Linked DNA regions of Homo sapiens: region 1 is linked to region 2. The links are chromatin contacts, found by Hi-C or POLR2A ChIA-PET in ENCODE. All regions are on one chromosome and are shown on one strand. Each heading gives the region's core, a stretch centred on a gene start or an enhancer-like site at or near the end of the contact. The rest is flanking DNA. Distances are from core to core; before and after follow the strand shown.

Evidence for each region. A loop is a pair of places that touch in the nucleus more often than their neighbours do. ChIA-PET counts read pairs that join two places held with the same protein, here RNA polymerase II (POLR2A). Pooled maps may share reads with other maps.
Region 1: a loop to region 2 is called in a map of aorta, with 7 times the contacts of the local background. The contact joins two enhancer-like sites. A Hi-C loop is called at or near these places in 1 of 168 maps with a recorded cell type or tissue (aorta) and 4 of 50 pooled maps. POLR2A ChIA-PET finds 5 or more read pairs at or near these places in 1 of 52 experiments (PC-3).

What each region holds. Positions count from the first base shown.
Region 1 is chr10:91,588,703-91,593,784 of GRCh38, reverse strand. The region is part of intron 1 of HECTD2-AS1 (HECTD2 antisense RNA 1); the gene reads left to right. Among named protein-coding and RNA genes, the nearest start is that of HECTD2-AS1, 20 kb to the left of the region's middle. RefSeq lists an enhancer at 1,819-5,053. Within about 2 kb of position 3,169, at least 23 of the 41 ENCODE cell types and tissues checked have a DNase peak (open chromatin) inside an H3K27ac peak, as active enhancers do.
Region 2 is chr10:91,074,460-91,079,635 of GRCh38, reverse strand. No RefSeq gene overlaps it. Among named protein-coding and RNA genes, the nearest start is that of LINC00502, 31 kb to the right of the region's middle. Within about 2 kb of position 1,740, at least 11 of the 41 ENCODE cell types and tissues checked have a DNase peak (open chromatin) inside an H3K27ac peak, as active enhancers do.

The DNA of each region.
Region 1 (5,082 bases), core at 1,920-4,419, 510 kb before region 2:
ACCTGGCCCATCTCCCTTCTCATATTTACTCAGGGGCATGCGTTCATGGAGTATAATGTCTGGTGGAGTCAAAGCATCGTTTTAAAGTCTCTCTTCTTCCCTCTCTTTTCTCTCTGTCTCCATCTCCACTCCCCCAGGTGCATACAGTTTGCTTGGAATAGGAAGGAACTCCACTGTGCTATAAACACCTGCCTGCTCTGTGCCAAGCCCTGGGGCGTCGAACAAGTCCTGCTCTGTCAGTATCAATTCCTGTCCTCTCCGACCTTTCTGTCGGCACTTTCTCTGGGCTCTCATCTCTGATTGTCCTTGGTGGCTCTTGCTGTTTTTTTGATTCCTAAAGTTGACTATATACCTTTCACTGTAGAACGTGTTTATTGATCAGTTAGGCCTTGGGGTAATCTGGCTTTCGCCCAGGCTCTGTTGAGAGCCATGCTATTTTAGAATTGATGATGATAGCCGCAGACTCCCCTGCTCTGCTGTGATGCTGCAGGAGATCTTCCTTCCCAGTGTCCTGGGCCTGTTCTTACTGGCCTTTTTAGAAACTAAGTCTTTTCTCTGTATTTCCATAAGTTCCTGCTTCAGGACTAGTGTTTCTCTGCTAAGCACAACTTTGGACATCCTTTCTCAGTAATCTTCCTGGAGCTATAATAAACCAAGTTGTCTGATGCTCATTGCTTTATCTAAGCTGGGAGAAGTAGGGGAATAAGGCTTTGCCTTAAGACAGCATTTGAATATTGACCCTGCCTCTAGTTGTGTCACCCAGCACAAATTCTTTAGCCTCTCTGAGCATCTCCAGAGACTCCACTGTAAAATGGAATTGCATTACCTACCTTGGAGGTTATTACAGGGAATAGAGTTAGACAAAAGGGCCAGGCAGGCACAGATCTTCAACACCTGTTAGCTGTTAACTATTACCTCATTCCGTGGGGGCAGGGGTGGGTTAGGTGAAATGTGGGACAGCTGCTTCTACTCAGAATGTTTGTAGCCATTGCTTCTCTTCCTTTGTATGGCTAGTCTGGTTTTGTTTTAGACCAAGGCAAAGTGCAGCGGTGGAGGCACACCTGGGCTCAGGTTCCCATCCTGCCACTCAGTTGATGCCACCCTTGGGTAAGTCTCTGGTCTCTCTCAGCTGCAGTTTTCTTATTTATAAAATGAGGGTAATATTTTCCAACCCCCTGATTATTGGAAGAGTAGGAGATAAGGTATGTAAAGTGGTCAGTTCAGTGCCTGCCTTGAAAATCACCACCTGATACTGGGTGTGCCGTCTCCTCTCAGATCATAAGTTCTTTGTGGGAAGGAACATGTCGGTGTCACTCCTGGCTCAGTGACTGGCATGAAGAGAGGCCTCAGCAGCTAGCAACGGATCAAACAAATAACTTGTCTCTCCCTAGTTCTCAGAAGACCCTGTTTGAAGGCTGTAACATTAAGGTCCCGTAGCAATTTAAAAGATAAACAAACCCGAAATAGGCTCCTACGGCATTAAATAGGGCAACTTTCAAATGGGTCATGATGGAAAAAACAAAAATTTCAACTGTGTTATGTAAAAGGCTCACAGGACTTGGTTCACATAAGAAAAAAGCTCTGGAAAATTGTACTTGGGATTTCAAACCGAAGGCAAATACATCTGTGGTGAAAAAATATTACACATGATTTGCTAAAATTTTTTAGACAAAAACCAGCGTTTTAAATAAAAACACTATGATCATAGCATCCCTGTAACTGTTATTCTGGGACATAGTTTCCTCTTTTCCAAAGTTTGAGGTCTGGGCTAGATCTAGGGGCCTCGCAGGCTTTGACAAGATGTTTGGATTTTTCCCAAAACACAGAGAGAAGCCACTGGAGTTTTAAGCAGGAGTAGGCTGTGATTGATTTATGTTTTTAAAAGCCTGGCCTTTTTCTCATTTCACCCTGCTACCCGATGACCGTTCTCCATCCTGCCTCCATTCTGCCTTCTGCGCTGTATGCCCCGTCGGTTTCTCTTTCCACACCATTTCTTCCCCAACCCAAGTCACTCGGGCCCACGGCAATGGCTTCTTCCTCTTTGCTCACAGCATTTGCTGGGATCTCATGCACACTCGGCCCCATGACATTGCATGCTATTATTAGCTTCTGCATATGTTAGTTAATGAATTAATTCAGCAAGCATGTGTTGAACAGCTGCTGCATGTCAGGCGCTGTGCTAAGGGCAAGGGATAGATGCAATTAGGACACGTTCCCTGCTCCCAAGTAGCCTGGAGTCTGGGAGCAGGGACAGCTATGTAAACAGTGATAAGCGTGGCAAGGTTTTTATGGGATCTGAGATAAGAGACCTCTAACCAAAGGGGGAGACAGAGAGGGTAGGGTGGGGAGGGTTAGGGGAGACTTCCGGATGAAAAGAGGTTGGGACTGAATCTTCAAGGCTGACTAGGAGTGGCAGGGAGGGGTGGGCGCAGAGGGGTCAGGTTGAGCAAAGGCATGAGGCAGAAACAGGTGAGAAATTGCAAGCAGTTCATTGTTGATGCAGCATTTAATGAAAGGCTGAGAAGCATAGGAGATACGACTGGAAAGCAAGGGAGAACAATGCAACACAAAACAAACACAACCCAACACCCAGGATGTCACTGTTCAGATCCAAGGAATTCTGGATCTGAACTAGGGAAAAGCCCCAGCGTGGGATATAGGAGGCCAGAGCTGTTAGTCATTTATTTATTCATTGAAGTACCATCCTGGGGATACTGCAGTGAGCAAAACTGGAGGGGTCTCTGCCCTGAAGGAGCCTGAGGAAGCCCTTGGGAAAGAGCCCAGACCTAGCCTCAGGGCTTAGGAAGCCTCCCTGGAGGTGGTGTCCTCTGGTCAGTTCTGACAGTGGGCTTCATGGAGTTGAAGGGGTAGGGAGTGAGAAAGCCACCATGCAAAAGAGGTCATGGTGGCCCACCTTTCCCTTGACCCACCCCCAGCCTTCCAGGCCCAAGAAAGCAAGCCACAGATGTGGGCTGGAGACGGGGGATGGAAAGGAGGCCAGAGAGAGGCCTACAGAGCCCTCCTTCCTGACTGTTTTGCTGCCTCCCCAGTCATCTCCTGGAACATGGGCCTGTTTTGTAAACATAGCGAGTCAGCCCAAATATGTGGGGTTTGGCTCTGGCTTGGCCAACCCAGCTCACTAAGCAAATAGTGAGGGATTCTTTCCCCCATTTCTTCCTAAACTAAATCTTCTCTGGGTGCATACTTTACAGAACGCCAGCAAACTGCAGTTTGGCGTCCTTCCCAAGGAAGAAAAACATCTCCTCAGATTTTCCACATGCCCTCCCCATCCTGCGGGTCCAGTGCCAAGACTTGGCTGGGGATAGGGCTGCTGCTGCTCCGGGGAAGGGCGGCCATGGGGGAATGTGCCACCACCCCAGGGGAGAAGCATGGGCCAGAATTTCAGGAGATAGTGGGAGAGTGGGAAATAGGTGTGTAGTTGGTTGGGGGCAGGAACCTATGCAGATAGCAGCACTGCTAGGAACCATGCTGGCACCAGCAGACCCTGGAACAGCTCATTAATGTTGACAAAGCACCTTCTCATCTCATTTGATCTCCCAACAAATGCATGAGACAGGTAGAGCACATGTGATTACCCTTCCCATATAACCAATGAGTTAACAACTTGAAATTGGCTTGACCCAAGTTAGAATTCCATCTCTGCCATTATGTGACCTTGGGCAAGGCGTGAAATCTCTTGCAGCCCCCTCTCTCTATTAGGGATAATAATAGTACTTTCCCCAGTGTTGTGTTGAGGGTTAAATGAGATACTGTGAGCGAGGAGCCCGCTCCATGCCTGGCCCTAGCAGGTGCTGCCCTGGTTCTATTGTAATGGCTGGACAGGTTACCTGACTCCTCTGCGTACTGCTGGCACTGTGACCCAAGTGTTTTGACTTTCAGCACAGCCTTTTATATTGCCTCAGTCAACCCCATGCCCACCAGGCCACTCCTTACTCTGTCCCCTGTCCCTCTCACCTCCTCACTTCCCCCTCCTTCCTTCTCCCCCACACTCCCCCAGCAGAAGATATTGCAAGCTTTGAGGTTGCCCATGTGCTTTCAGCTCAGAGATCTATGCTGACAGCTGAGGGGTCTGTAAGTCCACCAGGGCAGTCCTTAAGTTCAAATTCTTGCCCTACTCTGTGGCAACAAGTGACCCTAGAAACTGCATAATGGGTGAAACTTAAGCTTCAGAACATGAGCCCCAGTTCACAGTCTGCCTGTTTCCTCTTATAGTCAAGGGCGAGCATCCAAATGCCCCTTCATTTATCATTGTCATTGCCACTCTGAAAGGTCAGAGCGCATTCCTCTCATTGCCTCCAGACACTTGGCTCTGGGCTGTGATTAGACTTGGAGGCTGAGCCTTGCATGCAGTCGGCACTTACGAATGTTTGTAGAGGAGGAGTCAGGTCCTGCCCTTGCCAGGGCCTGGAGGGTCTATGTTATGACAGCTTATGGAAAAACAGCATTTTCTCATCTTGGTCAGCTCAGTGGCTCCTTTGTCATAGACCCAGATTGTTTCCCTAATGAAAACTCAACAACTTTTATAACTGTTTCCTCTGCCCTCTTCCCTTAGAATTCTCAGGCTCATTGTTGCTTCCTTAAGGGCCTGTCTAACCATCCCATTGAAAGTGACTCCTCCTGCCCCACCCAAGGCACTATCTCATCATCATTTTTTTTTCATGCTACTTCTTACTGTCTGAAGTTATTTCTTTGCTTATTGTCTTTGTGACTACAAAGCAGACACCATGAGAGCAGGACGTTGCTTGTCGTGGTCACTGGTATCCCAGTGCCTGGCATGCATATAGCTGGAACACAATAGTTATTAATTTATGGATAAGTGAAGCAACCTGAAGACCATGGAGGTTCAAAGTCTTCATTTTGCAGACAAGGGATCTCAGACCCAGAAAGCTTAAGAAACCTAGTGTCAATTCTCTTGCGCAGAGCCCTCTGCCATGAGCTCTTTCTCCAGGATATTCTTCCTCAATTCTGAAGGGCCTCTGGAACCAACATGTAATGGTCTGCTTTTCTATTCATGAAGGAGGACGACTTTGTGTCTCTGAAGAGTTACAGTGCAAAAATGTA
Region 2 (5,176 bases), core at 491-2,990:
CCACAGTTCACTGATGCTCTGCTGATTTCAAAAATTCTCTTTTCACTGGATGTTTCATTTTGAGTAGTTTCTATTGCTCTGTCTTCAAATTCACTGATCTTTTTTTCTGCAATGTCTGATCTGCCATTAATTCCATCCAAAGTATTTTTCATCTCACACATTGTAGCTTTCATCTTTAGAAGCTTAATTGAGAGTCTTTAAAAAATCTTCTAAGTTTCTACTTAATTTTTGATCATAAAGAATGTAGTTATAATAGCTGTGTTAATGTCCTTGTCTGCTAATTCTAATATCCCTTTGAACTCTGGATTAATTTTAATTGATTAGTTTTTATCCTTCTTATGACTTATGTTTTCCTGTTTCTTTGAATGCTTGGTAATGTTTGACTGGGTGCCAGACACTGTGAATTTTACTTTGTTGAGTGATGGATATTTTTGTATTCCTGTGAATATTCTTGAGCTGTTTTTTGGGGTACAGCTAAGTTATTTGGAAATACTCTGACCCTTTTGAGTCTTGCTTTTAAAACTTGTTAAGCAGGACTGGAGCAGTGCACAGTGGAGGTCTAACTTTTCCCCACTACTGAAGTAAATTTCTTTTGTGTACTTTATCCAATGCTTACGAATCATGAGGTTTTTTTCAGTCTGGCTAGCTGGAACAGGTACTATTCTGAGCTGTATGTAATTGCTGGACACTATTACCTCTAATCCTTTCAGGTGATTCCTTCCCCAGCCTCACGTGGTTTCTTCACATGTTTGCACTGATCATTATTCAGCTGAATACTCGAAGGGGACTCTCTTGAGATGTTCAGTGTGCTCTCTGCATGCTGGTCTCTCCTCCCCAGTATTCTGTCCTACAAATTCTAGCTGCCTTGGTCTCTCAGACTCTCAGCCCCATCTTTCAATTTAGGGAGCCCACCATACTCTGCCTGTGTTTTCCCTCCCTGAATTGCAACCTGAAATCTCTCAAGTCAGACAATCATGGTGCTCATCTTGTTTGCTTCTCAGTTCTCAGGGATCCTTTACTGCCTGCTGTTTGGTGTTCGTTATTTCATATATTGTGTCCATATTTTTGTTTTGTTTTTATGTAGGAGAGTAAATCTGATCTCTGTTATTCCATCTTGGCTAGAATCAGAAGTGCAGATCTAATTTTAAAAGATTTCCAAGGGGCAGTTATCATGGCGTATAAATGGCTAAGAACTGTCTCAGATAAAGATTTGAAGGAGCTCTTAGCAGCATTTGTTGGGAGAGGCAACTAATGGTTATTCCAAACCCTTCTCCTAAAGAACTTTGTTTTCCCATATAAGCCATCTCTCTTTTGTGTTTGTTCTGAGCTGGGCTTGGATGAAAGTGATGCCCCAGCTGAGTTGCTGCTTTATTTATAAATGGCAAATTACTGCAGATTTATAGAAATGCACTCTATGAACCACCTTGGGGATTTAAAGGGAATGATAAGATCCAAAGACCATCAGCTGACTTCAATCAGCAAAGCTCTGAGCCATCTCTGGTGTATTGAACTATAAGAGTTGGAAATCCGTAGGCTTCTGAGCCAAAATGAGATTCACATTCAATGTAAATAAGAAATAGTCTGTGATTCTGCAGTTTTGTTTCCTGACCCAGCATGTCCTGCAAAAATAGAAATGTCAGTGCCTGGCAGTGGTGGTGCATGCCATCTGAGATTGCGACCTGAAAGACCAGGAAGGCGCTGGCTTTACAGCCAGCTGGCAGGCTGCCATTGCCAATGGGAAAATCATTCCTGTGTGATAAGACAGCGACAAATGCTTTCCCTGTGGCTGCGATTAAAGCGGGCTCTGCATTATGACAACAGTGCTTCAAGCTTTGCATAGCAGTCATTTTTGCTAAATATTCATACGCTTATTTATACTCTCCCAGGCCTTGCCTGAAATCAGGGAGTTTAGAATTTCAGGCACAAACTATTTCCCTTTTTGGGAAGAAAGATTAGTGGACACAGGCATGGAGGAGTTGAGAAAGGGGTGGGAAAAGGGAAAGACGATTTTGTAATCAGTCTTTAGAACCGTGTATTTCTCTGGATGCTTAGTAGAAGGGAGTTACTAATTGTGTAGGGTGTGTATCCGTGTAAGCTTCAATCCTGGGGGGCCGTATTTGTCCTAACCCAGCGACACTTAAATGTGTGTTGAATAAATAAATGAATAATCTACAAAAATGGTACGATGTCCTCTGGGGCAGAGACTAAAGGTTGTGTTTGTAACCATAGAATCTACTCAGGGTTCCCGGCTCATGGAATAAACTCAAATACATGTTTTTGGATTAGTTAATGGGTGAGAAAAGGAAGGGAGGAAAAGTAGGAGGGAGGGAAGAAGGGGGAGACGGTGAAAGGAAGAGAGGAAGGAAGAGTTTGAGAACAGACAGTTGGGCTGGCTACTTCACTTCTCCGGACCAGTGCACTTGGGTGCCAAGAAGCAGCTTTGTTTGCCTTCTCTAGCTGTTTGTTACACCTGACTTAGGGCCATAAAATCTCAGGCCTTTTTAGTGAGCCTTTTCACAGTTTGTTAGCCCTTTGTAATTTACAAAGCATCTCAGAGGTTTCCAGGAGGCACTGGCCACTAGAAAAATTCTTGTCTTTATTAACCCTAGCTCCTCTTGTACACCTCCCCCAACTAGGAAAGATGTGCATGTCTGTCATTCAGGGAGACAGAGGGGAGAAAGGGAGAGAAGGGACAGAGGGGAGGAGTAAAGGGGGAAGGAGAGAGGGATGGAAGGGGATAGAGGGAGGGAGGAAGAGAATGAAAGAGAGATGCTGGAACACAGCTGGAAGACAGCTCTCCCATGAGTCCTCCGGAAGCCCACCTGTCAGCACTTTTTTGTCTTCCACATGCCCTTCTGCATTCACGTGGAATTTTGTTCCTGCTTATGTCCATTTAAGAGCTTATGGGCTTAAGGCTTCAAGTGTTGAAATAAATACTGAGAATTTATGGCACCTTGGGCAAGACTATGGAGGAGGAATATGGACATTTCATCCTCCTTTAAGTTGCCCCCAGTGAAAGCAGTGGACAAAATTTTCTCCAGGTTCCTCCTATGTGTAACAAATTAGAAACTAGTCTGAGAATCCAGACCACTGGTCCCTGTCTCATGTGTGCCTCCAACCAGCTGTGTAAATGTGGGCAAGTCTATTCTCTCTGGGTCCTGGTTTGCTCATGTGGGTAAAGGACTGGTGGTACTGTAGGATCTCTAGAGTCTTTCTTGGCTACAGCTCATCTGCAATTCTAAGGAAGGCCCTAAAGACCCCCATCCTCTTGTGATGCTTATACCCAGGAGTTCACTGTTCCCAAGGAGCTTTAGATGAAGGACACTGAGTAATCACTGTCCCCAAGCTACCCCTATTTGATTTTGTCAAGCTCAGTACTGTGGTAGAGAGAAAGATAACCTGGTAGACATTAGAGGCACCCAGATATAGAGCCATAGTCATTTGAAAGCATGAGGTTGCCTCCTGCCTTGCCTTCCCTGTCCTCCTCACTGGAGACACAAATGCCTTCACTCTGCAGCTCAGCCTTAGATAGTCCCTGGGCCAAGGCAGGGATTACCCTGGTATAGATACAAAACCTGGTGTGACTCTTGGGTAAAACAACAACGATGATGATGTATTTGATTGACTCTATACCCACAAACTTTGGAGTGCCAGAAATACCATACTTCTGTGTTTATTTAAAAGTAAATTCTATCTCAGTGTTTCCATCCTTCCAGGCAAATGGGAAATCCATCCTACTTAGTATTGAGGCTCCACACTGATAGCTATTGGATTAAATGTTCCTGGATTTTCCAATGGTAGAGCATTAGCATGCACCCTTTGTTAACTGATTGGCTGGTTATTGCTAAGCCTTTCTTTGTTCCAGTTCAAATTCTCCCCTCGCATCTGGCATCTCTGCCCCCACCACCTCCAAACATGGTATTGTACGATGAGGCTTGGAGCTTCCCTGGGGCACAATGCAGTAGTTCCCCCTATGACATACTATTCGTGGGACTCTGCCAGAGAGTGGAGAGAGGGTCCCTTCTGTTTATGGGTTCTGAAATAATCCCTTCTCTTTCCTCTTGTCCAAAGTTCATTTCTTATTCTCTCTTCCTCTCCCAGGAACATCTTTTCAATAAATTTAGGTATTAAAGTCTAGGGGAGACTTCAAGCAGTTTGTGATTTAGGCCTTCAGAAGAAGACCTTAGATACAAGAAAATAGCATGAGTTTTAGTTAGGGTATTAGGCCGAGTAACTGTGTCAAGAAACACAAACGTAAGATGACTCAAAAAGCAGCCAGTCACTGAGCCAGTGAGGCATCTCTTGCTCCATGTGGTCCTGCAGGGACACAGGGCTCCTTCCACCTTCTAGTTCTGCCATGTCCCCATCTTCATGGCCAAAGCTTTGTCACCTTTATGTCTGTGGCACAGCCTGCAGAAAGGGCAAACTTGTCTTTAACAAGATGATCTAGAAGCTGTTGTGTCACTTTTATTCTTGAATCATTGACTGAACTAGTTCACAAGGCCACACCTAGCTCAAAAGAAATACAGTATTGGAGGAAATTCTAGTACTAAGGAGGACCTATTGGGGGACAATTAGGGCAATCTTTTTTTTTAAATTTTATTATTATTATACTTTAAGTTTTAGGGTACATGTGCACAACGTGCAGGTTTGTTACATATGTATACATGTGCCATGTTGGTGTGCTGCACCCATTAACTCATCATTTAGCATTAGGTATATCTCCTAATGCTATCCCTCCCCCCTCCCCCCACCCCACAACAGGCCCCGGTGTGTGATATTCCCCTTCCTGTGTCCATGTGTTCTCATTGTTCAATTCCCACCTATGAGTAAGAACATGCGGTGTTTGGTTTTTGGTCCTTGTGATGGTTTGCTGAGAATGATGGTTTCCAGCTTCATCCATGTCCCTACAAAGGACATGAACTCATCCTTTTTTATGGCTGCATAGTATTCCATGGTGTATATGTGCCACATTTTCTTAATGCAGTCTATCATTGATGGACATTTGGGTTAGTTCCAAGTCTTTGCTATTGTGAATAGTGCCACAATAAACATACGTGTGCATGTGTCTTTATAGCAGCATGATTTATAATCCTTTGGGTATATACCCAGAAATGGGATGGCTGGGTCAAATGGTATTTCTTGTACTAGATCCCTGAGGAATCGCCACACTGAC